2 separate regions of the Homo sapiens genome follow, and region 2 is linked to region 1. Evidence: chromatin loops called from intact Hi-C (ENCODE). Cell type or tissue: heart left ventricle. All regions are shown on one strand. Each heading gives the region's core, and the rest is flanking DNA. Links, peaks and the distances in the headings are about the cores only.

Region 1 (16,309 bases), core at 3,277-11,276:
AGGCTGCAATCTCGGCACTTTGGGAGGCCAAGGCAGGCTGCTGGGAGGTGGAGGTTGCACGAGCCAAGATCACGCCACTGCACTCCAGCCTGGGCACCATTGAGCACTGAATGAACGAGACTCCGTCTGCAATCCCGGCACCTCGGGAGGCCGAGGCTGTCGGATCACTCGCGGTTAGGAGCTGGAGACCAGCCCGGCCAACACAGCGAATCCCAGTCTCCACCAAGAAAATACGAAAACCAGTCAGGCGTGGCGGCGTGCACCTGCAATCGCAGGCACTCGGCAAGCTGAGGCAGGAGAATCAGGCAGGGAGGTTGCAGTGAGCCGAGATGGCAGCAGTACCGTCCAGCTTCGGCTCGGCATGAGAGGGAGACCGTGGAAAGAGAGGGAGAGGGAGAGGGAGAGGAGACTGACTCTAATTTTATTTTTATTTTTTGTAGATATGGAGTCTTATGCTGACCAGGCTGGTCTTGAACTCCTGACCTCCAGTGATCCTCCATCTCAGCCTCCCAAAGCCCTGGAATTACAGGTATGAGCCACCATGCCCAGCAGTAGTAAAGATGAAATGAGAGGTGAAAATAACGAGACTAAACACATAATGAAAGCCAGAATACACTGTCAGTCACAAAGAATAGACACAACTGTGAATGAAGTCTGACTGAGCCACTTCCTCAATGTGTGCCCTGGCTGTTCTGAGTCTCAGTTTCCACAATTTATACATTGGAGAAAATAACTCCTTCCTCACTAGGCTTGTGAGAGGATCCCAGGAGGTCATTTACCTGATATGTGCCTGATGCCTGACAGGTGCTCACTAAATGCTAACTGCTATTGTAGTTACCTTGTTACTTTCTCCAAATAGGACACATTCAGGGAGAAATGTAAGGGAACCATATACAGGGAAATGGTTAGGCATTTCTTCCATGCCTACTTTTCCAATGAGGAAACTAAAACTCAGAGGTCAGGTGAGCTGCCTTGGGTCATACAGCAAGCAAGAGTCTGACTGAGCCCACCACTGAAGGCCCCCTGACTATGGGGCCAAATGAGGTTCTCTTTTCCCTGAACCACATGGAGGTGGCTTGTCTGTGGTGTTACAAGTGGTTCAGACTGGCTAGTGTAACACAGAGATTCTGAGAACCTTGTGGGAAGGGCCCTGTAATGAGTTATCGGAGGACTTTGGTGCTTTAGGGACAGAGAGGTTGCTTGTGGCATAGTCTTGGATGTACAGATTAGGTACAGCATCTTGGGAAGAAGAGATAGGGAAAGATGCAAGGAAGGAAATGAAATGCATATTTATTATGCACCTACCATAAGCTGGATGTTTCCCAATATGCTATCTTTTTTAATCCCCACAAAACTCAGAGGACCTCTAAGATACAATATACTCATTTTACAGGCAAGGTTATTGAAGATCACACAGGCTGAAGAAGGGCTGCTGAATTCTTCAATATGAACCATCCCTTTGATAAGAAACTGAGTGGGCCTGGTTCTTCTCATCCCAGGAGAGCTCTGGTGTGCTTCCTGGCATATAAGTGAGTGGGAAAGGCTCTGCCAGTCCCCAGTCCCCCACCCCTCTTGCCACTCAGCCTCAATCTGTCAACCAGGCCAGCTAGCCCGTCTATTAATGCTGACATTGATTTGGATCAATCAAGATCCCATAATTACTGGGAGTTTTAATCAACTCATGCCAATTCAGCTGCCGCTCAATTTGTGCTGGACTTCGGTGCTCACAAGGAGGGAAGCGGCGAGGGTGGGGTGGGGCGGGGGGAGGGCATGCAAAAAGGATTACAGGGATCAATAGTCCTTGGTAATGAAGGACAGCAGCTGCAGGCACCACCAGGGGGCCTGAGACTTCAGAGTGGAGGAGACAGAGCCTGCCCCCATCCCCCAGGAGAGCTCCCTGGCAGAGAATGAAAACCACGCCCCTGCTTCACCTCTGCCTACACCTGGATCTGGAAACCACTTAGGCACTACCAGGCAGCACCTGTTCTCTGCAGGGTCCAACCCTCAGTATCTCTCTCCACATTTTGCCCTCAGCCAGGCCTGGCCTCCTCTTCCTGAAGAATCTTATGTATCCTTCAGAGCCAGCAATCCCATTACTGGGTATACATCCAAAAGAAAATAAATCGTTCTACCAAAAAGACACACGCAACCGTGTGTTCATTGTTGCCCTATTCACAATAGCAAAGACATGGACTCAACCTGTGCCCATCAACTGGTGGATTGGATTTAAAAAAATGTGGTGTGTATACACTTGAAATACTATGCAGCCATAAAAAAATCATGTCCTTTGCAGCAATATGGATGCAGCTGGAGGCCATTATCCTAAGCTAATTAACACAGGAAGAGAAAACTAAATACCGCATGTTCTCACTTATAAGTGGGAGCTAGGACGGGCGTGGTGGCTCATGCCTGTAATCCCAGTGCTTTGGGAGGCCAAGGTGGATAGATCACCTCAGGTCAGGAGTTTGAGATCAGCCTGGCCAACATGGTGAAACCCCATCTCTACTAAAAATACAACAAATTAGCCAGGGGTGGTGGCGGGCACCTGTAATCTCAGGTACTCGGGAGGGTGATGGGGGAGAATTGCTTGAACTCGGGAGGCAGATGTTGCAGTGAGCCAAGATCGTACCATTGCATTCCAGCCTGGGCAACATGAGCAAAACTCTGTCTCAAAAAAAAAAAAAAAAAGTGGGAGCTATATATTGGGTACTTATGGACATTAAAATGGCAATAATAGACACTGGGGACTACCAGATGGGGGAAGGAGGCAGGGAGGTGAAAGGGAAGAAACAGGTGCAAGGATTAAAAAACTACTTATTGGGCACTACGCTTAGTACCTGAGTGATGGGATCAATTGTACTGCAAACCTCAGAATCACACAATATATCCAGGTAACAAACCTGCACATGTACCCTCTGAAGCTAAAATAAATGTTGAAATTATTTTTTAATCAAATTTTAAAAAACTCTGTAAATTATTTCTCAGCAGTCTCTGTGGTTATGTTCCTGAGTTCAAAAAGCAGAAGAATGCTGAGGAGACAAAAAAATAAAAATAAGATTAATCCAGATACTGTCATTTCCTAGCTGTGTGACTTCAGGCAAGTCACTGCACTTTTCTGGTCCTGTTTTTCCTGTTCTAAAATAGACTCAATAATAAATAACCGCCTCCTGGGATTGCTGGGAACATTGAGTGCTGTCACGAATGAAAAATCCTTGTGTGGAAGTTCCTTCTTCCTTTTGATGTCCCACATCAGAAAGAATCAGTTTTCTTTTTCTCCCATGTTCATTATTCTTCTCCTAGCACAAGCTTTATTCTGCCAGGTGGGACGGTTTCTGGGTCACAGTCTGTTTCCCTACGAGTCCACAGCTATTTGGGGACAGGGACTGTAATACACACAGCTTCCTTTTCTCAGTCCAGCACGTGGGAGGGAGACAAGCCAGTATGCAAGGCAAATGTGGCCTTTGGGGTCAAGCAAGCTTGGGCTTGAATCCCACCTGTCTTTGCCACTTACTAACCATGTAATGTTAGCCAGTCACTTCGTTAACATTTGAACCTCAACTTCCTCAAAGTAAAATGAGCCTAATTACACCTACTCAGAATTGCTACGGAGGAAAAAAAAAAAAACAAAAAGTTAGACATTTAATGTCCCTAACATAGTATCTAGCACAATGGTAAGATCCTGATTGTTATAAAAGTTGCTATTATGATTATTATCACTCTTAATATTCAGTGCTCAGTAAATATTTTTGGAATGTAATAAAATGTCTGGTTGTATTGCTTAGTTTTGGCTTGAGTTCCAATGAAATACCAACAGGCCATTATCCCCACATGCCAGCCATCTGTGCAGCCTTCAACACACACTTACTGAAGACACCAGAAAGGAAATTCAAATGCTTTCAGGACACACTGTGGGCCAGGCACTATAGGAAGTGTTTTCCTTATACTGCTTTGCTGAAGGCCCACACTTCTATGAGATTGCTGTTATTGCTGTTATTAGCTTGATGTCTGCAGAAGAGAAAACTGAGGCTTTGTGGCTGGATATGTCTTTCCTTGTAGTTCTAGCAGAACCAGGGTGCAAACATGGGGGCGTTTGACTCCAGGCCCCTGCTCTCTCCACTGTACCATACCATTCTTTCTTTTTTTTGAGACGGAGTCTCACTGTGTTGCCCAGGCTGGAGTGTGGTGGTGCGATCTCGGCTCAATGCAAGCTCCACCTCCCGGGTTCACGCCATTCTCCCGCCTCAGCCTCCCGAGTAGCTGGGACTACAGGCGCCTGCCACCATGCCTGGCTAATTTTGTTTCTCTTATTTTTAGTAGAGACGGGGTTTCACCGTGTTAACCAGGATGGTCTCGGTCTCCTGACCTCGTGATCCGCCCGCCTCGGCCTCCCAAACGTACCATTCCTTTCTTGTGGAGGCACCAAGAAGTAGAAAATGTGAGAGTTCCCGACTTCAGGAAGAATCTAGACCAATGGTAGAGATCAGGTAAATTCCCAGAGGGAGAAAAGTCATAGTTCAAAATGGCTTATGATAAAAAATGTGCCAAACAACAAAAAACAACCTGATTAAAACATGGGCAAAAGACTTGAATAGACATTTCTCTAAAAATGATATACAAACAGCCAATTGGCACATGAAAAGATGACCAAAATGATTAGTGAATCATTAGCGAAATGCAAATCGAAACTACCTCACCCTCATTAGGATGGCTGTTACCAAAAATTCAGAAAATAATGAGTGTTGGTGAAGATGTGGAGAAATTGGAGCCCTTGCACACTCTTGATAGGATTGTAAAATGGTGCAGCTGCTATGAAAAACAGTATGGAGGTTCCTCAAGAAATTAAAAATAGAACTACCATATGATCTAGCAATTGCACTTCTGGATATATATCCAAAAGCCCTGAAAATAAAATCCTAAAGAGATATTTATACACCCTTATTCATAGCATTGTCATTCATAATAGCCTAAAAGGTAGGAACAACCAATGTTCATTGACAGATACATATACACACACAATGGAATATTATTCAGCCTTAGAAAGGAAGGCAATTCTGACACACGCTGCAGCATGGATGAACCCTGAGGACATTATGCTAAGTGAAATAAGCCAGTCACAAAAAGACAAATACTATATGACTCTATTTATATGAGGTGCTTATAGCAGTCAAATTCACAGAGATGGAAAGCAGAATGGTGGTTGCCAGGGGCTGGGGGAAGGGAGAATGAGGAATTATTTAATGGGTATAGAGTTTCAGTTTTGAGAGATAAGTGCTGTAGATTGGGTGTACAACAATGTGAATTTGCATCACGCTACCAAACTGTTCACTTCAAATGCTTAAGGAGATAAATTTTATGTTATGCATATCTTATCACAATTAAAACAATTTTAAAAATGTATTTTAATAAAAGGGAAGCAGAGAGTGAAAGGCATAATGGTTCCTAACTTCAAAGAAAATCTAGACCAACTGGAGGGACCGGATCAACCCCAAGAGAGAGATAAGCCATGTTTCAGGATGGTTTCTGATCAAGAGCAGTGCTGCAATGACAGCATGCTACTGCGTGGCTGGGTTTGCTCACACACACTGATCACAGCTAATTATCTGAATATATGCTGGCTACTTTTCCCATTAGAGGAGTCCCACGTAATTAGGGGACACAGGTTACCATCCTTGCTTTGGGCACATCCCTGCCCTTCTCTGGCCGTCAATCTTCCTAACTGTCCAGTGAGAAAAGTGGTAGCTGGTCCGTAAGGGGTCTCCCATCTTGGACATTCTATGGTTCTCTGCCAGTGGTCAATAGGAATTCCAAGGGAGGTAGGTTCTCGCAGTAGGCAGCACCTGCTCTAGTGCAAGTGGCTTGGGAACATGCTTGAAGCTTTCCCCTACAGCCTCTTAAAATGGCTGGTCAACCTTTTGGTGGCAGTCGCGAAGCCTTCTGCACACAGCAAGGGTTCAGTTCAACAAATGCCTATTCAGAACCTGCTGTCTTCCAGGAATTATAAAGCCTTAGCTTCATTCTCAAAAAAAAAAAAAAAAAAACAAAAAACAAAAAACAAAAAACAAAAAAAAACATATATTCTAATGGGGGGAGAAAAGTAAGTAAGCACATTCTTATAGTTCTCAAGGTTTTGTTTTGTTTTGTTTTTTGAGATGGAGTCTTGCTCTGTCACCAGACTGGAGTGCAGTGGCACAATCTCGGCTCACTGCAACCTCTGCCTCCCTGGTTCAAGTGATTCTCCTGCCTCAGCCTCCCAAGTAGCTGGGACTACAGGCACACACCACCATGCCCAGCTAATTTTTGTATTTTTAGTAGAGACGGCGTTTCACTATGTTGGCCAGGATGGTCTCAATCTCTTGACCTTGTGATCTACCCGCCTTTGCCTCCCAAAGTGCTGGGATTACAGGCATGAGCCACCGTGCCCAGCTGAGGATTTTTATAAGCACCAAGGGCTGAGGCAAGGGAGGCCAGGGAACACTTTCCTAGGAAAATCTGCCAAGACTCCTGAGGAATGTCTATTCAATACCTATCTGGTGATGATAATAAATAGCCTTTGTGTAGCTCATTAATAATAATAATAGCTAACACTTAATGGCACTTATCATGTGCCAGGCACTGTTTCGATGTGTTTTGAATATTAACTCATTATGTGCACAGCCTGATGGTATAGGAACTACTAGTCTACTCATTTTACAGAGAGGGAAACTATGGCACAGACAGCTTTAGGAACTTGTCCCAAGGAAACAAGGCAAGTGAGTGGCACAGCCAGGATCTGAAGCCACACTACGCTGCCTTTTACAATGTGTTAAGCTTTCTAAGTTACTTCCTCATCTGTTATATTTTTCTAGCCTCATGGAGAGAGGTGCTGACGCCATTTGGAAGAATAATATCCTGAGGTGCAGAGATGTAAGAGAACTTCCCAAGATCATACAGTGATTAGATGTGGGGCGGGACAGAGGCTCCACTCAGGTCTGCACTGCTACAAAGCTGTACCCTCTGGGCTGATGGCATGGCTCAGTGAAGGAGCTCTCTCTGTTCCCAAGGCAGAGGCTCTAACTGTCTTCACCTGGGTTCAAGGCGCTGGGAGGAAAATGAACATCTGTTGTGTACCCCCCATACACCAGACACACTGCTAGGCTATGCTAATTTATGAAATCTTCCCAACAACCCAGAAAAGAATGCACCATTATTTTCACCACTCACAGATGGAAAACAGGCTTGGAGAGGGAAGATGACTTGCTTCAGGTCCTCACCATAGATGCTTGGATGTCTTTCTGTTTTCAGAAGCCTCATGTCCTATTACTTCTCTGAGTAGCACAGAGCCGAGGGAATTTTGCTACAGATCAAGTGCAGGGAGGTATTTGGGGAAAATAGCTTATTGTGACATTGCCTGAGCACTTGACTATGAAACCAGGTCTCCTCCTAAGAGCATTGAATGTGCATTAACTCATTCCCTCCTCAAAGCAAACCTATGTGGCAAACACCAAACACCAATATCATGCCCACTTAACAGATGGAGAATCTGAAGCGCAGCACGAAGAGGTGTATTAACTTGATGAAGGTCACACGGCCAGTAAGTGGTGGAGCCAGGAAGCCTGGCACCTGAGTCTCTTTTCTTAGCCCTTCCGCAATACTTCCTCATACAACAACCATGTAAGGTAGTGTGACATAGGAAAAACAAACTCAGTTTCTCCTGTGATACCCTCTCACCACACAATCAACACAGAACACTTCTGTGACCTCTGGTCACCAAGAAGTGTGTGGCAATTTCTCTCTGGCAGCAACCAGTTCTCTGGGAGATCTTTCAGCAGACACCAGCTGGGTGTCCTCTAATTCAGTTCAATTTTGACACTATCTAACTGGAGATGGTGTCAGATCCCACAGGTTGAGTACTCAGTCCCATAAGACTGCCTCCAATTTCCACTGCCAATTCCAAGCCCCAGGTTATTAAACCTGTGCTTCTGATGACCAGCTATAAATCAGGGTTCCCACAATCCCTTCCTTGGGTTTCATGAACTTGCTACAGCAGCTCACAGAACTCAGGGAAATACTTATGTTCCCTGGTTTATTATAAAGGATATACCAATTATCACCAGATGGAAAAGTTGCACAGGGCAAATAATGTGGGAAGAGGCACGGAGTTTCCATGCCCTGTCTGAGCACATCGTCCTCCAGGAACCCCCATGTGTTCTACTCTCTGGAAACTCTTGAACCTAGTCCTTTTGGATTTTTATGCACACTTCAATACTTAGACAGCATTGATTAAATCATTGGCCACTGGTGATCAACTTAACCTTTAAGCCCTTCTCCCCAGTTCAGAGGTTGGGGGTGGGGCTAAAAGTCCCAACCCTCTAATCTTGTCTTGGCCTTTCCTGTGACCAGCCCTCACCCTGAAGCTACCTAAGGGTGGATAGCCATCAGTCAACTCATTAGTATACAAAAGACACTTATCACTTTAATGATAACAAGAATTTTAGAAGTTATATGCCCAGAAACAGGGATAAACACCAATATATATTAATTTGCAGGTACTATTATTTCACCCTTTTTTTGAATACTGGGAGATTAAGACTTAAAGAGGTTTAAAGCAACTTGTCTCATTACAGAGGAAGGGATCGAGACAGGATTTGAACCTGTACAGCTTGATACCAAATAACTTGTGCCTAGCAGTGAGTTACTTATTCAGGGGTCAGGGCCAGGCCTTCATTAGGGCAGGCTGGACATACGGACTTTTCCATGCTGCTAGGTTTAACAGGCTGGTATCGCTTCCCCATCTCTTGTCACTAAAAACTCAATTAGCAGCTTGAGGCTGTGTCCTCACATCACACCTTCTCATTGATCACTCAGACTGTGAGTGAGAAAGATTTTAAAGCTGGTTGGCTTTGCAAAGCATAGAGCAGCAACCATTGAGCATATGCTTCTGTGGGTATATATTTATTCAGCTTATGTTGAGTATAATTTTGGATGGTATGCATATTTTATTTTTTGTTGCAGAGAGCAATTTAAAAGAAGAAAAAAAATCCTTCTCTGAATGGAGACAGATGCCATATATGTTGGACCCTCAGGGGATTGAAAAGGATGAGGTTCCCAAGTCCAGTGTTCTGGGGACGGACGTGGGTGGAAGGAAACTCACAAGTGATGGGAATCCAGGATCAACTGCAACACCCACAGCAAGGCCAGCAAGGCACTAACCACCCAGTCCAGGGCAGGGCCCTTCAAGGTTTTATTCCCAAGGCCTCCCCAGTAGCCTGTCTGACTGTTCTCTACATGCTATTTACTGAGTACTAAATATTGAGTGATGGGTGAAGTGCACATCATCCCCCTTAACTTTCCCCACAACTCCATGTTGAGATGCTGTTGTACATATGAGAACACAGATACTACATTGCCCAATGTCATCAACTAGAACAGCAGGAATCTGTGTGCTGGGAAGCCAGACCCCAGAACCAGTGCTCTCAAATCCCCACCAATGTCATCTAGTGGTTACTGGAGTCCTTATTTTGGAGTCCTGATATCCATGCTACCAATTCCTATCTGAGTGACAATGAACATGTCACTTCCCTTTCTGAGTTGGCTTCCACACTCACAGGATGGAGACTGAGATACCATTTTGCTAGGGTGTTATCAAGATTCAGAGATCCAAAGTTACACTTAAAAGTCATTTGAGACATTTGTTCTTTTTTTCTACCCCACCCCCTGCCTAAAAGGTTCTCCTCTTACCCAGGATGAACTCAAGATGTAACATTTTAAAATGAGCCTTAGGAAAAAACCTGCAAGGGTTGGTACCAGCTGGAGAAAAATAAATACGCTCATGTGGGTGCCAAAGATTCAAAAGAGAGAAGCAGCAGCCCAAACCAGAGTCTACACCAGAGGGAATCATTATGGAAGGAGAAAGTTCATCCTATCATTGTGCAGAAAGGAAGGATCCATGTGTGACTCTAGGGAGTAGGATCCAAAGCATCATTTTCTAGCTCTGTAAATAGACTATGGACTCTTTGCTAGTTAGGACACAGTATCTTTCTAATGTTAGGGCCCAGAAGAGGGTCTTACACAGCAGTACTTAGTTGTTGAGCTCTGAATGCAGCTAAAATTCAACTGTGGGTTGTCTAATAACCAGTTTTTGCTTCAACCAAAGGCAAGTTTGATCTAGTTTGATAAGATGTGCTAGATGCTGGAGAATCCATTACCAACAGTCAAGAATCACATAAAAGAGCTGCTCTATGCATACCTAAGTGGGAAAACTGTAAAAAAAACATGATTAGCATAAAAGACAGGGTCTTGGCCACTTCCAGAAGGGAGGACAGGGTTACAATTGGAAATGGAGGCATGGTGGGTGTGTTGGGGGAGGGCTTATGGAATGCAGGCAATATTCTATTTCTTGACATGGGTGATGGTTTAGGTGAGAATTGCTTAATTCGTATCAAAACTGTAAATAATGTTTTACATATTTTTCTATATATTATATTGCACAGTAAAATTGCTAAACATCTATCTATCTATCTATCTATCTATCTATCTATCTATCTATCTAGTTATCTATCTATCTTATAGTAAATCTACTAAAAGGACATGTCAAAATGTTAGTAGTAGCTATTTGGAGGTGACATGACTATGGGTGATATTGTTCTTTATTTTTTCTCTATATGTCCTAAATATTCTTGTATGTGCATATAATAATTTCATAATTAAAAAAAAACACGTTTTAGTTGAATTGCTTCATTACCTAAATAAGGCAACAACAAAAACGTGAAGGTCAGTTCCACCACTTCTGCCTGAAATTCCTCCAATGGAGAACCTCATCTTCTCCCTAAGGTTCAATGTGCATGAAAGAACAGCTCTGCAGAGTAAGTTGAGGGGTGCCAAATCCCACTGGCTCTTATATAGGCCTATCTGCAGTGTCTTCCCCCTCTGGAACCAAGTACATCTTTGACTTAGGTACTGTGGCGGGAAAGGGAGATGCCCCAGAGAGAATCAAGTTTAACTCTGAATTTGTAGGAAGGACAGGAGCATAGCTGAGGATTCACAGTAAACAGAGTCATGTTGAGAAACAGGGTCCCTTCATCACCTCGGACTGTATTATCCCCATGATCATGGGCCTGAAAAATCACCTTTCCCTTTCAGTGATGATGAAGAAAATTTCTGAAAACCAAGGAAAGCCAGAAAAGGCTACTAAGTTTCCTAGCTCAACAAGCTCCTCTCTACACAATAGGACCTGATCTTAGGAAGGGAGGCCATGGCCCTGGGTTTTGCTCATGCCTGGCTACTTTCACTGGGTCCGGCCAACAATATTGTAAGGTGCAGGGATCATTCCCATTTTATGGATCAGATTAGAGGGGCTCAGATACATTCAGCAATTTGTCCAAAGTCACACAGCTTCCCAGTTACAGGGATGGGATTTGAATCCAACTCTGAATTATGGACAAGTCTATTCTTTTTACTGGACTGGAATTCTGATTAACTAGCCCATCTCTCTCTAGGAACGTCTGTCACTCAGTTCGGGTAGAATTTTCTCAATGAGGAGAAAGGCTATTGAGTGTTTGATGAAACCTTCTCACTGTTTGCTCCCTCAAGGGAAAGGGATTTCAAAATACCTGGGCTAGTGGGTCAAGACTTCTTAAAGCAGGGATCAGAGAGAAGCTGGAGAATACAGGCAAAAGGATACCTTTATTATTTGTAAAATTTAATAACAATAATAATAATGTCATTTGTCATCCATTTATCCTCAAGACCTATGATAAAAGACAAAAGAATGATGATAAAAATAAAAGCATGTTATCCTGGGTGGAAGAGAGTCCTACACTGGAATTTCAGACACCTGGGTTCTATCCAAGCATAGCTCTTGTGCTCTTTAGCCTCAATTTGATCATCTTTATTTATTACCCAAGGGGAAAATACACACACACACACACACACACACACACACACACACACACGGTTAAGATCAAGCTAGGAAGTCAGTTGTCCTAAAAAGAAAAAAAAATTGGAAAAGCTCTAGGAAAAGCAGAATGTGTAGTTCTGACTTAGAAAATTGTCCCGAAGAAACACAACTGTATGCTTTTTATGCTTCCATTTTTAAAATTACATATATAAATTCTTATTTATATTTGCATATGCATAGGGAAGAAGTGTATGGAAGGATATGTATCTATCTATATATACACCAAACCGTGGCACATTTATCTAAAGTGGGTGAGTAGTTAAGAAAGGGGGCCTTGAGTTTTTTTCTTTATACATTTCAACACTGTACAAATTTATTTTATTTTATAATGAGAATGAGCTACTTTTAGAAAACCAAAAAAAATTTTTAAAGGAAGATTGATGATCAGATGGAGAAAATACCTTATGAATGCAAAAATTCTATTATTATAATTAAGATGAACACAATTATTCCAGCTTTTCGTTTCAGAGCTAAGGAGAAGGTGTCTGATGATCAGCATTCTGATGCCTCAGGAGACACTCACTGGTGCTTGGCACAACCACTAAAAGTTCTGTAGTCATGGCTTCTGACCTCCTCAAACCCTCAAGGAGACAGCAGACCCACGGCCTCATTTACTCTCCTCTGCATTGCCTCTTGTATCTGGACCCTCTCTCACAGACACAGTGCACACCTCACTGGACTCCACTCCCACATGTACTACATTTATTTTATCACTCTCCTGATCAGAGACCCTTTAGGCCAAATACCCTAGCCCGCCCTTGGGCTGCACTCTGAAAGAAAAGCAGCACCTAAAACAGTGTGGAGCACCAGATGCTCTATTGCTCCTTTTGAAAAAATCCATCCCACACCTTCACCCAAATCATGAAACACTAATACAATTTGAAAACTGTCCTTACAGACTTCTGGGAATCTCTTCTAAAGAAACAGCTCAAAACACAGAAGGTGGCTTCTGCCCAAAGGTGCTCAGAGCAGCACGGTTTATAATAGACTAAATCTGGAAGCAATCAACATGTCCAACCAGAAGACAAAGCAAATGCTGGGATGTTCCCCTTCATGAAATATTAGGCAATATTAGTGATATATATGAATTTGTCCTGGTTAAGGGTTTTGTTATCAACCTGCTTTGGCCCAATTTGGCCCGAATTCCCTGCTCTAGAACTGAGTAGCTTTGTGGTCCTGAGCAAATTACCTAAGTTTTCTCTGGCTCAGTTTTCCCATCTGTAAGAAAAGGGATAATAATGAGATCCACCTCAGAAGCCTTGAATCATAGCAAGCATTCAAACAATTTTAGCTCTCATCATTGCCACCACCACCATACTCAACCCTGCATGAGATATCAGATAATAATAATAGCAACCATGTTTTGTGCCTGCTTAGGGCCATGTTCTAGCCCATTGCGTATGCATTCTCAGTTAGTCCTAACAGCAGCTTTGGCAGGCATAAGTAGTATTATCCCCATTTTACTCAACAGGAACCCAAGGCTAAGAGGCTTTAAGTAACTTTTCCCAAAGTCACATGGCTAGTGAATGACAAGGTAAGATTTTGGCCCAGGTTTCTCTGATGCTAAAAACTGTGTACTTAAGCACTATAGTGTCTTCCCAAAAGTAGGGGATGGTAGTGGGAGATGGTAGTGGGAGCAGTGATTTATGCAGGGCTTGCAGACAACAGTTGGGAAAACTAGGAGTGCAGCTTCCATTTCCTGCCTCCAATTTGGGGCTTCCTTCTCTCTTTTTTTTTTTTTTTTTTTGAGACAAGTCTCCCTCTGTCCCCCAGGCTGGAGTGCAGTGGCACCATCTTGGCTCACTGCAAGCTCCGCCTCCCGGGTTCACGCCATTCTCCTGCCTCAGCCTCCTGAGTAGCTGGGACTATAGGAGCCTGCCACCACGCTCTGCTAATTTTTTTGTATTTTTAGTAGAGACAGGGTTTCACCATGTTGGCCAGGATGGTCTCGAACTCCTGACCTTGTGATCCGCCTACCTCGGCCTCCCAAAGTGCTAGGATTACAGGTTTGAGCCACCGCGCCCGGCCTCCCTTCTCATTATTCCCCCCCCACCATTATTTCAGGAATCAAAGGGTAAAACCCATCACTTTGGAAAAAGGGGGGCTGCTTCCTGACTTTAACAGATAATGACTTCCACACAATAAAACCAGCTTACCAGAAATACCATCAGACCCAGCAAATCCAAGTCCCAACGAAATAAAATAAGGGGAAAAATAGAGAAGGCTTCAAATGTCATGAGAAGAAAAAAATATTTAATGTCATAAAAGGGTGCATAGGCTTTATGAGAATGCCACACACAATAATCTTGGAAACCCTATTACCCCACCTACCCACCCAGCCTGCTCCAAATTCATAAAGGAAAGATGCAAATGCACTGATTGGAAAGATGCAAATGCTCCTGATTGAGGAGCTACTCCCTCCTTTTCATTTCCCAAACTTTGAGTCCTGTGTGCAGGCATTGAATCAGTGGACACAGTACAGTTCCAATTCCCTTCTTTACTGGCTATTCTTATGTCCTTTTCCAATACAGTTCCAATTTCCTTCTTTACTGACTATTCCTATGTCCTTTTCCAATACTTAGCCTCTTTAGCTTCCTCTGGATCTCTTGGATGCAGTGGAGGAGAAATAAATACTGGACATTGATAGAGGGTAAAGAGAAGAAAGTGCCCCTCTCTTCATGCTTCCTGACATTGGGGACATTCGCCTTATCCCTAGGGAACTATTCTCAGCCTTGGGAGGGTGTCTTCTGATGAATTAAGAGAATGAGCTTTGGAGTTTGACAGAGTTTGGAGTTTCCTCTGCCTTTACCTGGCTGGTTGGATTTGGGCAAGTTTCTCATACTTTCTGACTCTATTTCCTCATGGATAAAATGGGAGTAATAATAATGCTTTCCTTATAAGGTAGCTGTGAGGATTTCCAGGGCCAGGCACATAATTAGTACTGAAATGTTCTCTCTATATATCCGTATCAGTAATACTAGGCCTGATATTATTTATAGCATTTATTCATTTATTTTTTAGTAGCTTTAATAATATTAGGCCTAGTATTACTGATCAAGGTATTCAATACATATAGAGAATTCTCTGTCTGTGAACCTATTTGACTAGAGGATACTTTGATGAAGACACCATGGGGGCGATATGTCATCCTGTAAATCCTGTTTTGCAACCCAAGAGCCTGAAGTTATTCCCATAAAGACACCTGCCTGCTGCCTTTGCATCTTTCTAATAATTTTTAAAAAGAAAAATAGGGCAACCATCAGTCCTCTCATTTTGGATTTTGGCAAAATCTGTCTCAGTTGTCTTCTGAATCTATCATACCCCATGTGGCTGATCTACAGGGATAAATTTAGCTTTGAAAGTCCATTTCTGGAAAGGAAAAACAAGTCTCCAAGGGCTAGATCCCATGGAGGCTCAGCCCAGCTGCACCGTGTAGGAGGGTTACATGCCCAGGCAGGCAGGGCTGGGCTTTCCCTGGTCAGCAGTGCCTGGGCTGTGCTCCAAGGTGATTTCTCACTCTGCTGACTCTTCTTGCTAGTCTTCCCCACCCCTCTTGAGTTTTGTTCCTTTAATTACACTGCAATTGAGTCATTAAGAGGGGGAAAGGATGAGGAATGGAGAAAAGCCGGTCTCTCTCCCCTACTGAACCAGATTCCAGCTTTTGCCTCCCTCTGAGCAGTGCTATAAGGTTCCTGGCCTATACTAAATGGAAATCCATATGTTTATTCATCTTGACTTTTAGAAAGGCAGCTCTTGTTGTTGTCTCTCAGCACCTGTGCAATCAGGGATCCTATGATCTTTCCTAATATCTGGCAGGCCAGATGGTTTTTTAGATCAAAATGAAAAAAGAAAAAGATGGGGCAGAGGCGGCAGAAATGTGACTGGGTGATTTGTAGGGTTGAGGAGTGTGGGATTGGTTTGAGATTGTTCTAGAATTCAGAGCCAGGGCTAAGAACTGACCACAGAGGCTCCTCCTGAAAGACACCATCACTCTAAGACCCAGCGAGTATGCAAATCCTTCCACTTCCCTTAGTCCTTTCTATGAAGGCCTTGACTATTCGATGTTGCCCCTCCTTTCTATCCTTTCCCATTATTTTTCTCCACATATCCCAGTTTCCTACCAGATAGTTTCATTTTTCTCATGTGTGAAGTGAAGGTAATAATAATATCTGGCTCATATTATTACTGTGAGCATAAGGTTGGTTAAAAGAAGCAAAGCACTTAGAACCGTGCTTGGAACAGTCTTTGTATGGATAGTTGCTTTTATATTACTAGCTTTTCTTTTTTGTAAAATGGACATGATAGTTCCGGGTAGGTGATAATTATAGGCATTAATTGCCATGAACATAGGCAAAATAACACATAGTAGGTGCC
Region 2 (16,309 bases), core at 5,590-13,589, 50 kb before region 1:
AGTGGAATACGGAAAAGAACATCCAAGTGTCAGAAAGATCCAGTAAGTAAGGCTCTGACACCAGCTATGTGATGACAGTCAAGTCATCAGATCTCTTTGAGACCCAGTTACCTCATTTATAAAATGACACTTGCAAATCCACTAACATCATGCATTCTCAGTAGTCGCAGAAATTGTCTTAGACAATACAATGGCTTGTGGTCCTCCAATGTCTAACTCTACCCAATAAAACTGTGACCCTTAGTATTTAATTTCTCTCATTAAGAAGAATTCAATCCTATTTTTTTTCTATGACAAGGGGTGACAGTAAAAAACAAGTTTGAACACAGCCTTAGATAATACAAAAAATAAAAAAGTATATTACTTTCCCTTTACACCAACATTAGACCGAGTTTTGTTCAGCCTGAATCCCCAGAACCTGTCACATAATAAGCTCTTGATGTGTACTGATTGGCTGGAGCACAAAGCTGAAGCAAATTTAATTGCAATTTAGCTTAATTCTCAAGCTGTGTTTCCACCTTCTTTGCAAATACAGCTGCAAAATGCCTATATGGTCTCTGGGCTTGTTTATTCCCAGTGGCTGGGTCCTCACTAACTCCTAAGAAGTAGGGAATTAATCGAAACTTACAGGGATATCCTTTAGAGCAACTTTAGTTCTCTGAACCACGGCATGACAAGTAAGAACAATCACTTCATCGTCTTTCTTTCCTCCTACACTAGAAAGCATCAAAAAGAAAGGGAAGCAGCCTCAAGGTCACTGGGAACTCAGTAAAGAATGAAGAGGCTGACTCAGGGTTTAAGGTTCTTTCAAAGTCCTCAGGCATACAATGAATTAACCAGCCCTGGGCTACTCAAATGCCTGTAGCTTTGACTCCTGGCTTGTGCCTGCTAATTAACTGTCCACTTAATGGGCTCCTCTGAGGATCTCAGGCAACATAAAAAAATAAATGCTCATTTTGGACTCTTAAAAGCCACCTTTGAGGTGTTCCACTAGATTATCATTAATAGTAATTATTCAGTAGTGATGTTACATAAAACCCCAGCCACTGCCCTTGGAGCTTTCTGTATAAATTCACATCCAATAAACTGTGATCATATCTTTCATTAGAACTGTTACTACATACATTTCAATTCAGGGCATCTCTTTGAAATAAAACTATTTCCTTAAAAGTTAATTTTCTTGATACACATGTGTGGGCTTATTAATGTGACCTTAGAATAGACTTACTGTTTCATTTATCTGGAAGGAATACAAAGAAAGTAATGCTGGCAAATTTGCATCTCACATGATTTCAAGTGTGACAGGACGCACACTACAACACAATTTTGGAGTAAGTGGTATCTCACAGATCCCTGGATTCATGTTGAGGAAAATGTCACTAATACTCCCACATCTTTACAAGGCATCTTAACCTGACTTTTCTCTTTCTCTTTTTTTTTTTTTTTTTTTTTTTGAGATAGAGTCTTACTCTGTCACCCAGGCTAGAGTGCAGTGGCGTGGTCTTGGCTCACTGCAACATCTGCCTCCCTGGTTCAAGCGATTCTCCTGCCTCAGCCTCCCGAGTAGTTTGGATTACAGGCACTCACAACCACACCCAGCTAATTTTTGTGTTTTTAGTAAAGACTGGGTTTCACCATGTTGGCCAGGCTGGTCTTGAACTCCTGACCTCAGATGATCTGCCTGCCTCGGCCTCCCAAAGTGCTGGGATTGCAGGCGTGAGCCCCCACACCCGGCCTACCCTTACTTTTCTCATCACCTCTTTCTCCTCTTCATAATTCTCCTGTGAGGCAGGCACTGTTATGTTCCCTGACTTCATGGTGAGAAAACTGAGGCTTAGAAAGGCAATTAGAAGGTGCAAGGTCTTACAGCTAGTAATGGCCCCCTTTGGTGCTTACATAGCCTTTCCTGTTGGAATGTCCATCCTCCGCCCTGGCTTCCTTACCTCTGCAATCCCATCCCTCCACCCCTTCATGACCCACCTTGACTTTCACGTCTGCAGACCCTCTTTGTTCTCATTTGCCTGGAACACTCCCTCACATGCTAACTGTTACTCTAGCCTCCAGGTCTCAGGAAGCACTTCTTCCAGGGAGTCTTCGCTGCCTCTCACTGAGCAAAATGCACTTGATGAGTAGTCCTTCTGCACAAGAATAGGGACGTCAACTGTCTTCTTCTCTTTATCTCCAGAGATTTTTTTTTTTTTTTTGAGATGGAGTCTCACTCTGTCACCCAGGCTGGAGTGCAGTGGTGTGATCTCGGCTCACTGCACCTCTGCCTCCCAGGTTCAAGCGATTCTCCTGCCTCAGCCTCCCGAGTAGCTGGGATTACAGGCATGCGCCACCACGCTGGGCTAATTCTTGTATTTTTACTAGAGACGGGGTTTCACCATATTGAAAAGAAAGGAAAAAGAGGAAAGAAAGAAAGAGAAAGAAAGGAAGGAATGAAAGAAAGAAAGAAAGAAAGAAAGAAAAGAAAGAAGGAAAGAAAGAAAGAAAGAAAGAAAGAAAGAAAGAAAGAAAGAAAGAAAGAAAGAAAGAAAGAAAGAAAGAAAGAAAGAAAAGAAAAGAAAGAAAGAAGGAAAGGTCTCAAACTCCTGGCCTCTAGTGATCCACCTGCCTAGGCCTCCCAAAGTGCTGGGATTACAGGCGTGAGCCACCGCACCCAGCCCTATCTCCAGAGATTTATAAGACCTGATATATAACAGATGTTCAATAAAAACTCGTTAACTCACAAATGAGAACTAGTGGTAAAGCCAGGGCTAGAACTTCTGACCTCAAGTTCATTTCTGTCATCATCTTATTCCCTCTTATAATTAATAAAACAATAACAGTAACAAATGACTTCTGAGGTGTGATTTCTTTCTTGAGTGAGATACCAATGTGGATTGACCATAATGTAATACAGTAAAATTTCAGTACTGTGGACTCCATTAAGAATGCATAATGCCTTGACCAGCAGCTGGGCTGGCTCATACCTTAGAAGTGTTTATTTATAAAAGAGATTGCTAAGCACATTAGTGCATTAGCAGTGTAAACAAGATCATGGGGGAAATGGCAGAAGACACTTAAGAGAACAAACTGCCTGGAGTCACTTTGGAAGCAGCCATTATGAACAAACAATCACTGTGCTAATTACAATTGCTCTGCTAATTACAATTACTGTGCTAATTACAATCTAACCTTATCTGTTCATAGGTTCCCTAAGGACTTTTCTTTCTGAGCGTTTAGACCAGCCTGAGTTACGGCCTGCATTTGAGTGTAATGAAATTGCGCTTCTTTAAAAATTGTCTCTGCTTCAGATGTCTCAGTGATTCAGATAGGCTTTCCCCTTCTAGAAAAAGAACACAGTCAGGGATTTTGAAGCCAGAAATTTAAAACAAAACCAAAAAAGGGGGGAAAGCGAGCTGTGAAGACAAGCAAAATGGATCTTGTTGATTTTGTTGTTTTAGCACCTCTTGCAGTCTAGAGACACATTTTTAGGTTAGTTGGAGAACATTTGAAATATACTCTGTATAATTTGTTTTCTTCATAAAATGACCAGGTTTGGTATATTTAGAGATGTTAACATTGAGAAAATTTTAAAAAATTAAAGTGGCTATTTTTCTTTCCTCTCTTACCATAAATACGGGGAAAGATTACAGAGGGCTTGTTTAAAAATGGATCCCAATTCCCTGCTCCCCATTAAAAAAATAATAATAATAAAGAACATCTTTCACTAGATCTTAATTTTACTACTTACTTTCTATCCCCAGTCAAACTAATGGGTGTTGATGCTATGAGATTTTTGTTTCAGCGCTTAAGAATAATAAAGCTTCACCCAGGCCAATGTCTTCTCCTAAATGGATTTCTCGCTACTCTTCCAGGAGTTTGTCTTCAACCTTTGACCTGAAGCAGAATGCAGCCCAGCACTCTGCTGGTAAGTAGCTTTCTGCTGCATCCAATTATGGCTGAAATTGCAGCGTGGGCACATAGAGGAGGCTCTAATCCAGGCACCCAACCGTGGCTTCAGCACCTGGGACTTAGCAGCCTGCCTTCAATAAGTGCCTTCTCTGTTGGCACTGATCTCTAAGCATCCCTGTGCCCATCAGATAGCAGAGCGGATGAACACAAAATAACCTTTGCTACATTATGCACCGGGGGCCTATTGGATTGCAGGAGAGGTCTGTCTCCCCTGGCTGCTGCAAAACTGAAACATATTCTCTGCACTTGGTCACTCTAGAGAGGATTATACGCAGAAGACTTCTTTAAGATTCCATGGATCTCTAGTGCCATTGGCCTTGGGACTTGGTTCCTGCTTTCAAACTGGCAAATGGAGGAACAACAATTCTTCATTCTCAGGCATAACCTAGGCAGCTCGTGTTTCCATCTAGCATTTAAGTTCAGTTTAACACTTTGCTATTCAAAGCTGTTCCTCTGTACTCATGGACATAAAGATGGGAATAGCAGAAACTGGGGACTACTGAGGGGGGAAGGAGAAAGGGGACAAGGGTTAAAAACTGAATATTGGGTACTATGCTCAGCACATGAGTAAAGGGATCATTCATTGCCCAAACCTCAGGATCATGCAATATACCCAGGTAAAAAACCTGCACATGTACCCCCTGAATCTCAAAGTTGAAAAAAAAATTTAAAAAGAGAAACAAACAAAAAATAATAAAATAAAACACACATAACAATTAACCCAATCATTCTATTCCTAGGAATTTGTCCTACGGATATATTAGTATGCTCAGACATATATACATAAAATTGTTCACTGAAATACGTTTTGGAAAAGCCAAAAACTGGAAGCAACCTAGATGTGCATGAATAAAGGAGTGGTTAATAATTATATGATTCAATCATTCAACACATATTCAGCAGGAACGGGGGACACAGCAATGAACAACACAGACAGAAATCCCTGCCCTCATGGAGCATATGTTATCCCTACAGTGGAAAAATATGGTATGCCTGAAACGTAGGAGGAAGATCTATAAACATTGATAGCTCTCCAAGAGCTATGAGTAAGTGAAAAACTCAAGGTGCAGAACAGTATGGCTGGCTATCTAGCTAGCTAGATATTTAGATCATATGATCCCACTTGGAAACACATATTTTAATTTGTTTAAAATTCTGGTGAATACAAAAGGAACTTAACGGTCCTTTGGGAAATGGGATTGAGGTCCAGAAAAAACAGAATCTTAAATATGTTTGAAAAACAAACAAAAAAGCTGGTCCTTGGACCCAGCAGCTAATTTGAAATACAGAGCCTCAGAATTTATTACCTGTGGCCTACTGATGCATAATCTATATTTTAGCAGGCAATTGGTTTGTACCTTAGAGTTTGAGAAGCACTGGCATAATTCATGTGTATTGAGTTCTGACTTTAAGCAGATATATGGAAAATTCCCACCTTTAGATAGGGTTTTCATGCATAATAATGATGAGCTATTATTTGCTTCCCAGCTCTTAGAGGATCATATGGTTTGGACCAGGAGTGTCCAATTTTTTGGCTTCCCTGGGCCATGTTGGAAGAAGAAAGAATGGTTTTGAGCCACACATCAAATACACTAACATCAATAATAGCTGATATGCAAAACAAAACAAAACAAAACAAAAATAAACACCTTTTTTTTTTTTTTTTTTGAGATGGGGTTTCACTCTTGTTGCCCAAGCTGGAGTGCAATGGTGCAATCTCGGTTCACCAAAACCTCCACCTCCCAGGTTCAAGTGATTCTCCTGCCTCAGCCTTCCCGAGTAGCTGGGATTACAGGCAGGCGCCACCAAGCCCGGCTAATTTTGTATTTTTAGTAGAGATGGGATTTCTCCATGTTGGTCAGGCTGGTCTCGAACTCCTGACCTCAGGTGATCCACCCACTTCGGCCTCCCAAAGTGCTGGGATTACAGGCGTGAGCCACCGAGCCGGGCCAAAAACCTCATAATATTTGAAGAAAGTCTACAAATTTGCATTAGGCCACATTCAAAGCCATCCTGAGCCACATATGGCTTGCAGGCTGTGGGTTGGATGAGCTTGGTTTAGACCATGTGCATGTGCCTGAGCACACATGTTATCTAGAGGCCATGGAGTGTTTAGAAGAGCAGCCCTTCAATCCTGGCTCCATTATTTACACGCTGTGTGGCCTTGAATGCCATGCTTCCTCTCTCTGGGCTTCAATTTTCTCATGTAAAGCGTATGAGCATCAATCTGCTTTGTCAACATGTGTCATGGGAGAAATATCTGCCTATGCCCCTCAAACACAGGCTTTGAAAGGGATAGAAAACAGTTTTACAAGATGGGTTATGCTTTAAGGGTATTGGGAAATGAACAGAGGATGTGATGTGGTGATAATAGGGGAAGAAAATTAGGACAGGTAGTAGGTGAGCGAGACTGATGTGCAGTCCAGCAAGGCTTGCTGGTTAAGCTTTATGCTGTTTGAAAGGGCCTCCTTTCCTATTGGGCAAGTGGCACTTCTATGCTTATCGTTAAATGTTTTTGTTTTTGTTTTTTTGTTTGCTTGGTTTTTTCAGATGGAGTTTCACTCTTGTTGCCCAGGCTAGAGTGCAATGGTGCAATCTCGGCTTACTGCAATCTCCGCCTCCTGGGTTCAAGTGATTCTCTGGCCTCAGCCTCCCATGTAGCTGGGATTACAGGCACCTGTCACCACACCCAGCTCATTTTTTTTGTATTTTTAATAGAGACGTGGTTTCACCATGTTGGCCAGGCTGGTCTCGAACTCCTGACCTCGTGATCCACCCGCCTCGGCTTCCCAAAGTGCTGGGATTACAGGCGTGAGCCACTGCACCCGGCCTTATCAGTAAATATTTTTAATATCACCCTAGAGGTGGGAGATTAGCACACCACTGCAACTTTTGGATCTGGGCCCAGGCCCTTTATCAAATTCCACATAGTAAATATGAACACTTAAATCCCACATTCCTAATAAGATGTGTTTCATTACAGAATGTTCAGACAGAAAAAAAAGGATGTCCCTATAAGGGACAGGTGACAGAACACACTGGAGAGATTATGTTTTCCCGAGGCTGTGATTCCACACTGCTAGCTGAGCTGTCCACTTCCCATGACCCTCACCCCCAGAGCATGAAGGGCTGAGCTTCTGCCCCTATCCTGGGCATTTGATGAAAGCACCATGTTTACCAAAACATGAGCTGCTTAGAAGAAGTTGAGAGGATAACCCTGGCTCCAGTCCAGAAATAAGTTTTGCAGGGAATGAAAAAAAACCCATCTTCATCTGCTGTATGGCTCCTGGAACTGGGGGGAAAGGAATGCAATTTAAGGCAGAGAAAGGAATGGTTATTGGGATCCTACTGTGTGCTGGGAGCTTTGCTTATTTGCCTGTTAAATCCTTGCCAAAGCTCTTCAGGGTTATTTTAAGGTAAAACACCACTTTATAGTTGAAGATCTTGAGATTACTGAAGTTAAGAAATTTATCCAAAGCCACACAGCTTGGAAAGGGCAGACACGGGATTTGGACCCTGTTAGTTTTTAACAGCAGCACACCAGCCAGGAAGAGGATCTAGTCCCTGCATAATCCTGCACATGCAAGTGAGCTTTGCTTACAGCTCCTCCTTAGTGATGAACCTGGCAGCCCTCTATGGCACGTGGGACTTCTGTCTGCCAAGGACAGATATGAAACAGGTTCCAATTCCATTTAATTATCTCAACACCAGGAAGTGGGCATTGTTACTATTATTCTTAATTTAGGGATGGGGGAAATTGAGGCTTAATGAAATAATGTGTCTATAGTCACACAGTTGGCCAAGCTGGGACTCTGAGTCCAGAGCTGGCCTCTTAAATACAAAGTCATTGTATCCCAAAATTGTTGGATCATGTGAACCACTTGGAAATACTGGTAAAAATTCGCTTTCCCGAATCCCTTTTCTGGGAAAAATGGTGGGTCTTGGTGCAGCCCCACGTGATTCTTATGATCAGGTGAATAGGAAAAGCTTCCCTAAGCTCCTGGCCATAGGAGTTGAGTAGCAAAAATGCTATGTTTTGTGTCAGATGCTCTCAGCCTCTATCTGATATTTGCATTAGCCTTAATTTACAGAAGAGGCCACAGAAACCAGGGAGAAGAATGGCCAAGGGTGATACAGCAGGAAATGGCAGAGCAGTATCAGAAACTCATAGGAGCAGAGAGTAGAATTGCAGTTGTCAGGAACTGGGTGAAGGGAAAAATGGGGAGGCAAGGACTAAAGGGCACAAAGTTTTGGGAACAGTTTTATTATGCAAGATAAATAAGTTCTGGAGATCTATTACATAGTATAGTCCCCATAGCTAACAATACTGTATTGTAGACTCAAATTTCACTAAGATATGTTAAATGTTTTGTTTTGTTTTTTGAGACAGGATCTCACAGTGTCACCCAGGCTGGAATGCAGTGGTGCCATCATGGCTCACGGCAGCCTTAAATTCCTGGGCTCTAGTGATCCTCCCACCTCAGCCTCTCAAGTAGCTGTGACTACTGCTGCACAACACCATGTTCAGCTAACTTAATTTTTCTTTTTTTTTTTTGTAGATATGTGATATCACTATAATCCTCAGACTAGTCTTGAACTCCTGGCCTCAAGCAATCTTCCCATCTTGGCCTCCCAAAATGCTGGGTGTTAAATGTTCTTAGCATAAAAATCTAAATAAACAAAGAGGGTGGGAGAAAACTATGGAAGGTAATGGATCTATCTATGGCCTTGACGGTGGTGATGGATTCACTAGTATATACTTATCTCCAAACTAATCAAGTTGTGCACATTAGATAAGAACAGCTTTTTATATGTCAATTATACTTTAATAAAGTGGTTTGAAAAAAGAAAGTTAGCTTTCTGATTCCAGCCCCTATGCTACACCCAACACTGGTCTTGATTCCTGCAGAAGATGTCAGAAAACCTTGGAAACATGGAGCCACACAAAAGAAAAGAGGTTTTTTTTTCTGCAACCAGTTCAGGAGTCAGAATGCCAGGAAAATTCACCCCTTGACTCCTCTAATCCAGCCTCCAACTGCTGTCCTCAGTGCACTTCTAAGATCTTGCCAATGGTCCCTCAAAGAAGGCAGCAAAGTGCTATGTTTCCAAGTGACAAGTTGAGGATTTTGCTAAGAGCTTGAATACTGCAGAATATTGCTCCATAGAGAGGCTTGGGAATAGCCTTGAAAATCAGAAGCTAATGCCTCCTTTTAATTAATGCTGTCTCTACTAACAGCCTCTTTTGCTTTTTCTTATTTCAATGAGATCATCGTCTATTATAAAGCACACAGACCTGAGAGTGCACAAACACAACTTTCCAGGCCTGGTTCTGCCACTAATTCTCTATGGGACCTTGGCATTGGTGCTCCTGTACAGTGTCAGGGTTGGATGCCATGTCTCCAAGGCTTCAGACAGAATATAGTGCAGACAAACAGACTGAGCATTGAAGGACTGGCTTATTCATTTATTAGTGATACAATTTTAGGCAATTTACTTAACCACTGTGAGCCTCAGGTATCCCATCTACAAAAGGGGAGAGTTTAGCCAGGTGCAGTGACTCACATCTGTAACTACAGCACTTTGGGAGGCTGAGGTGGAAGGATCACTTGAGGCCAGGAGTTCAAGACCAGCCTGGCCAACATGGTGAAACCTTGTCTCTACTAAAGATACAAAAACTAGCTGGGCATGGTGGCGCACGCCTGTAATCCCAGCTACTCTGGAGGCTGAGGCAGGAGAATCAGGTCAGCCCAGGAGGCATAGGTTGCAGTGAGCCAAGATCATGCCACTGCACGCCAGCCTGGGCGACAGAGCAAGGTTCTGTCCCAGACAGACAAACAAACAAAAGAGGAGAGTTTGTTCAAATTGTTCTGCAAGGCTTTTCCAGCTATAAATTTTGTGGTTCTTCAGTAACTGAAAGAAAGAAATTGACAAGAGAATAGAATGATGTAGTATAGTTCTCAGAGGCTGCAATATGAAACAGGAGAGTGCTGGGAGCCTTGAAGGCATGACTGTTAAGTGAACTTTGGTGTTAAACCCAGATGCTACCACTTTAGCTGTTTGACTGCTAGGCTAGTTAGCCTAATCTGTCTGTGCTTCAGTGTCCCACAAATATGTCTGTGCCTTTGCTTCTCAGTGTCTTACAATGTGCTGAGATAAGACAGCATGTCTTATCGTAAGATGCATCATAAGATAGCATGTCTCTGTCCAATCCTTTGAGATAGCAATGGGACTTAATTTGACCAGAAATAGAAGCAGAATTTCACTGCTAGGAGAAAGTTATGATAGCCAAGTTTGTTTCTCACTATGAAAGCATTAATGGAAGCACAGAAAGGTGATTCTTCTGTCAGTCCAGATTTCCGAACACCAGAATGGCCAGGGCCCCTGCCATTCAGGGAGAGGCAGGTGGTATGACCAACACATAAAAACTTTCACAGTCAGGCCACTGAAGTTTGAAATTGTTTGTTCCCAAGACACAAACGAATGCATTCTGACTGATACATTCATTTCCTTTTATTCATAAAGCCAAGTTGTTAATGGCTCCTTTGCAATAGGTGTGAAAATATCAAATGAAAAAACACATAAAGTATTCAGCATAGGTCCAGACACATAAAAAATGTACACACCATTAAAGGGGCGGGGGGAGGGAAAGAGGTGGAAGGGAGGGGAAAGAAGGTTTCAGAAGCAGCATGTTTAATTAATCACCTCTTAGGAAGGCACTAGAAAAATCATAGGCCACAACAGCTTTGGAGACCACTTAATAAGAACTGACTCAGTATCCTCAGTGGGGGAATGAGTGAGTGCTACTAACAAACACCAGCTTTCCTTGAATCCTTATAGAAAGCCCTTCAGTCTTGCCAAGCGTGGGTTGTGGGTGCTGAATCCCCAAATCCCACATCTTACCCCAAACTGTCCTCTTATGCTATACAATATGCACATCTGATAAGCAGACAAGATTGAAAAGTCCCTTTCTAATAAATCTCTCATGAGCTCCTCCAGCTCTTTGCAGGTCATTCTTGAGGGCCTATTGGCAAATGCCTACTGCCAGCAGACCCATCTTATTTATGATGAGGCTTTTGCAAAATCTACCACTGTAATTTGCTCAGTCCCCATTCCCAAGCAGCTTTTCCTTCCTGTCATTTCTGAGACACCAGGTTCAATAATAGCTCTTGACTGATGTTTATCTAAATCTCTGCAATCTATAACCAAAGTTTACCTTTCTTCCTTATAGGAATGAAGTAGAATGAATGTGGGTAAGAGAGTGGGGGGGGGGAGAATAAAAAACAAACAAATAAACATCAAATACCACCAATCTTTGGTGAGTTTATCTCACTTGAATAGTCTGTCAATTCCCACACTGATCAAGAGCAAAGGAAAGGGGATTCTGACAGTGACCCTACATGGATCACTGAGACCAACACTTAGCACCGGAAGGGATAAGAAACAACAAAGCTTGACATCACTTAATGGATTTGGGGGCAATTTGGAAGTGAAATCATTGGCTCTTCACATTTCCACAGAACTTGACATTTTACCAAAGGCTTCATTCATGTCAATTTCAACATAATTCCTAATCCAGTGGTCTCTCTCAGCACCATCCAGTCTCTCAAAACAAGCCCCATTCCCTTCCGAGGAATAAACTGTATTTTGATTTTTGTATGAACTGTGTCCTTCTTTCTTGATCTTTTCATGTCTCCTTCAGTCCTTCCGTCTTGCACACATTTCCCCCTTCCCCGCCTTCTGCTGTCTGTCTCTGTACCTCCTTAACTCTGTTCACTGCTCTACATCTCTTCTTAATTCTTTCTTTGCTTGCTGTTCCCTCCTGCTGTGACATAGACTGTTCTTTAGTGTCTCCTCTGTTTTTGTCTCTTTCTCCCTGCCTCTGCTCGGTCTGACTGAGTCTCCTTGTCACTCTTGCCCTGTCTTTATCTTTCCATGTGAATCTCTTAATGTGCACCATGCTTAATTTTTGCACACAGTGCAAACCCTTGGACTGTTCAGGAAATATCACCACATGCTCGCCCCCCAGAACAGGCTGTAGCCTACATGCAGTGACCTGAAGAGGTAGCTCCCCATGGAGTGGTCTTTGCCTAAGATCCCTCCTTAGTTATAAATTTGGTCTCCCCCTGTGGCACCTGGGTCCTCACTCTACACTGAGAACAGGGATAGAACACATGGCTCTCCTCATCACATGCTGATATGGGATATAAAGTAGTTGCATACATCCTTTATTGCAGAACAAGAAACCAGGGAGCACTGGTTTGGGAGTCAGAAGCTAACTTTCAGCATGAGAGGAGTTCCAATCACTGTGAATATTGAGCCAGTTATATTATTTCCTGAGCTTCCGTTTCTCCATCTGTACAAGTAAGGTCTGAAATAGTTAATCTTTAAGTTCTTGTCTAGTTCAGAGACATTACATTTTTAAGCGCTTTGTAAAGCAGAAATCTGGGTTGCTCTTTCAGAGATTCAAGAGAGGAAATGAAAACACAGACCTCTCTTATATCAGCAGTTGCTAGGTGGGGTGATCTAGGCAGGGGCAGGGAGGAGTACAAAGCAGAACTGCAGCTGTCACACAGGAGACACTAGCTGGTAGAGAGTTTGATATCCTAGGCCAGCCAATTGTCAGGAAATGAGGCATATGGTGAGACGGCTGGTGGCAGTACTTGCTGGCTACTCTCTAGGGCTGGACCAGAGATTACTTAGAGGAGGGAGGAAAGGAAGTAGTAGGAGGAGAGAAATGACAACTGCATTTGATGCTGAAATATTTGCAGGCTTTCAGGAATGTGAAGGACAAAGGAGCTCCATCCTCCCTGCTGTCTGGAGCTCAGGAAGGGAGACTTGAAAAAGATAAATTTACGGCTGGGCGGGGTGGCTCACGCCTGTAATCCCAGCACTTTGGGAGGCCAAGGGGGGTGGATCGCGAGGTCAGGAGTTTGAGACCAGTCTGGCTAACACAGCGAAACCCCGTCTCTACTAAAAATACAAAAAATTAGCCAGGTGTGGTGTGTGCCTGTAATCCCAGCTACTTGGGAGGCTGAGGCAGGAGAATCGCGTGAACCTGGGAGGTGGAGGTTACAGTGAGCCAAGATCATGTCACTGCACTCCACATTCCAGCCCAGGCAACAGTGTGAGGCTCTGTCTCAAAAAAAAAAAAAAAAAAAAAAAAAAAAGAAAGAAAGAAAAAGAAAGAAAGAAAAGAAAAAAAGGAAAAGATAAATTTAGACCCATCAGAAGTGGCTTGCCTTTCCACAGTGGGGAGGCAACTGACTTAGCATGGTTCCAAGAGGATACATGGTCTGGAGATGGAAATAATTGCAAAGAAAGTTTAGCTGAAGCCAAGGACGACAGAGCTTAAATGGAATAGATTGCTCTAATATAATGGTGGTAGTCTTGGGAGTTTTCTAAATCTTGAGGGTCATCAAAAGAGAAAATCCTGGTCTGTTCACTGTACTCCCCTCCATGGGCAAATCAGGGCACTTAGGCTCTGGCTGTTCAGAGGCAATCCAGGGTTGAGAAGTTGGAAACAATTAGCAGAGTATTTGAGGCAGAACAATGACTTCTAATGGACCTAAAATTGTGTCTGGGACTGGACAGTCAGTCCTAGGCCAGCCTTTAAGGGGCCATGTTCTTTCTTTCTTTCTTTTTTTTTTTTTTTTTTTTTTTGACATGGAGTCTTGCTCTGTCTCCCAGGCTGGAGTGCAGTACCACTATAGGCTCACTGCAAGCTCCGCCTCCCGGGTTTACGCCCTTCTCCTGCCTCAGCCTCCTAAGTAGCTGGGACAACAGGCAGCCGCCACCACGCCCGGCTAATTTTTTGTATTTTTAGTAGAGACAGCATTTCATCATGTTAGCCAGGATGGTCTCAATCTCCTGACCTCATGATCTGCCCGCCTCAGCCTCCCAAAGTGCTGGGATGACAGGCATGAGCCACCACAACCAGCGGTGCCATGCTCTTTCTCACTGACGAGTCTGTTGGCCGTGGGAAGATAAGCACTCCAAGCAGTCAGGAGAACTGAGAACGTGGGCTGGTCCCACAATGACTTGCTTTGTGACCAAGTCCTTTCCCTGCATGTAAAATGAGATCCCAGGATTTAATGAAGTTTGTTCAGGATCTAGCCTCTTACTACCCATGTGGATCCTTCTTTTGGACCAAGCTATCCTTCACACAACAGAATGGTACATTGGCTCAATTATCAAATGCCAGCCACTCTGAGAGCTGCTGTGAGAAATGAAACTCCATAAAACATACAATGTACCTATGGAAATGGCTGGCTTCTGTTAAAAGCACCCCATTTTAAAGATGAAGCAGTAGAATTATGCTTCTCATGGGTGGGGCTGGGATTTGAAGGCATGTTCATTGGCAGTCTGTTTTCTTGACTCCCACCCTTGCTTATCCATATGTCTGGGCCTTTGCAGGCTCCTTCCTGGACAGGAAAATGCCCTTTAACTCTTATCTGTCCCAAGAGGCACTATTCTTTGCTATCACTTCAAACCTCAGTTCACAAACTTTGTCCTTTGAGAAGCCCTTTATCTTTCCTTCTAATTCCTTTCAACAGGCTTCCATGGGAACTCTTTGGAAACCATCGTCTTTCCTTGGAACACTGCTTTGCAAATTAAATTTTTCTATTTTTTTAAAACTTGTGTGTGTCATCTTGCAAGCTTTTAAATTTCTTCCTCAAAGAGAAGGAATAATTCCTTTATTTTTTTATTTTGTATTCCAAGCAACATTATTCTATCCATGATGTTGCTCAAGACACACTTTCATAGACCATTAAAATTATAGAAAACTAGTATTGTAGAATCTCAGCATTGAACTGCAATTCATCCAGACTATCCTTAAATTTTTCCCAGAGCTTTTCCTGATTTTTGTTCTTTTTTTTTTTTTAAATAGAGACAAGTGTTCACTCTGTTGCCCAGACTGGATTGCAGTGGCATGATCATAGCTCACTGTAACCTTGAATGGCCAGGCTCAAGTGATGGTCCTGCTTCAGCCTCCCAAGTAGCTGGGACTACAGACATGTACCACCAAGTTCGAATAATATATATATATATATATATATATATATATATATATATATATTTTTTTTTTTTTTTTTTTTTAGACGGAGTCTCACTCTGTCATCCAGGCTGGAGTGCAGTGGCGTAATCTCAGCTCACTGCAAGCTCCGCCTCCTGGGTTCATGCTATTCTCCTGCCTCAGCCTCCTGAGTAGCTGGGACTACAGGCGCCTGCCACTACGCCTGGCTATTTTTTTGTATTTTTAGTAGCGATGGGGTTTCATTGTGTTAGCCAGGATGGTCTCAATCTCCTTACCTCATGATCCGCCTGCCTCAGCCTCCCAAAGTGCTGGGATTACAGGTGTGAGCCACCACACCCAGCCCAGTTTAAAAAAAAAAAAAGTTAGCAGAGATGGAGTCTTGCAAAGTTACCTAGGCTGTTCTCAAACTCCTGGGCTCAAGTGATCCTCCCACCTAGGCCTCCCACAAGTGTTGGAATTACAGGTGTGAGCCACCATGCCTGGCTCGGAGCTTTTCCAGTAAAGTAGCATTCAGTCTCTGCTTGAGCAACTGAGTCATGGATCCACCTGCCAACGATACCTAAAGTGTCAGAGGGGCCATTTCTATCTCCTTTTCCATCTTATGCCCAATAACCAGCATGGTATATGAGAAAGAGGAGATTCTCAAAGAGTATATGATGATTACAAGGATGAACGGTTTTAGTGAATTCACATCTCCATTCTCATTCTGTAAAATGGGAGTAAGAGGGTATGCTGAATTGAAATACAAGAGCAAGGTTTTAGAGTCAGCTGGAGTTACATCTGATTCCTGACTCTACCTCTTACTAGATGATGATCTTGAGAAAGTCACTCAACCTCTCTGGATTAATTTCTCAATTGTAAAATGGAGGTCATAGTGCCTCCAGTGATTCTAATAATGAAGCTAAAATGAAATTATCTTGGCTCTCCTACTTCCTAGAAGGGAGTCTTTGGAAAGCTACTCTAGATTTCTCTTTCTCTTCTGTATAAAAAGGATGATAATGACTCCTGCCTCACAGGATCATTGTGAGGATTACATAAGTTAATAGACAAAAAATACTTAGAAAACCCTTTCGTGTATGCTGAATTAATGTTAGTGGACATTATTATTGTTAGTAGTTAGTAGTAAAGAACTTGACACAGAATAATTATTAATAAATGGTAACCATTTATTACCACTCATAATACAATTATCACTACTATTAGTAAGATGATGGAATGGAAACAATGATTATTATAATGGTGACTTATTACTAGTTCTGACTTTTATTGATATGACCTCAAATGATTAGGAGAGCCTTGCTTTGTGATAATATCTTT

The links. Hi-C counts contacts between places; a loop is a spot of excess contacts. Peaks named below come from ENCODE experiments on the same cell type or tissue, not always from the same donor. Only the 100,000 strongest peaks of a DNase experiment are listed, where the experiment ranks them.
Region 2: a loop joins it to region 1, with 5 times the contacts of the local background. A loop is called at or near these places in 4 of 110 quality-filtered maps.

The regions. Positions count from the first base shown.
Region 1 is chr9:116,840,989-116,857,297 of GRCh38, forward strand. All of the region lies in intron 11 of ASTN2 (astrotactin 2), which reads right to left. It overlaps LOC105376238 (a long non-coding RNA gene), which reads left to right and starts at 4,331. Exons shown (of 2, transcript XR_930275.3): 1 at 4,331-4,484; 2 at 6,846-7,398. LOC105376239 (a long non-coding RNA gene) reads left to right here. Exons shown (of 4, transcript XR_001746552.2): 3 at 441-529; 4 at 1,394-2,140. RefSeq lists an enhancer at 1-349. In heart left ventricle, for the core only: no CTCF peak of the experiment used is centred there; no DNase peak of the experiment used is centred there.
Region 2 is chr9:116,788,490-116,804,798 of GRCh38, forward strand. The region is part of intron 13 of ASTN2 (astrotactin 2); the gene reads right to left. Among named protein-coding and RNA genes, the nearest start is that of TRIM32, 110 kb to the left of the region's middle. RefSeq lists enhancers at 11,516-12,260, 13,253-13,754. In heart left ventricle, for the core only: no CTCF peak of the experiment used is centred there; no DNase peak of the experiment used is centred there.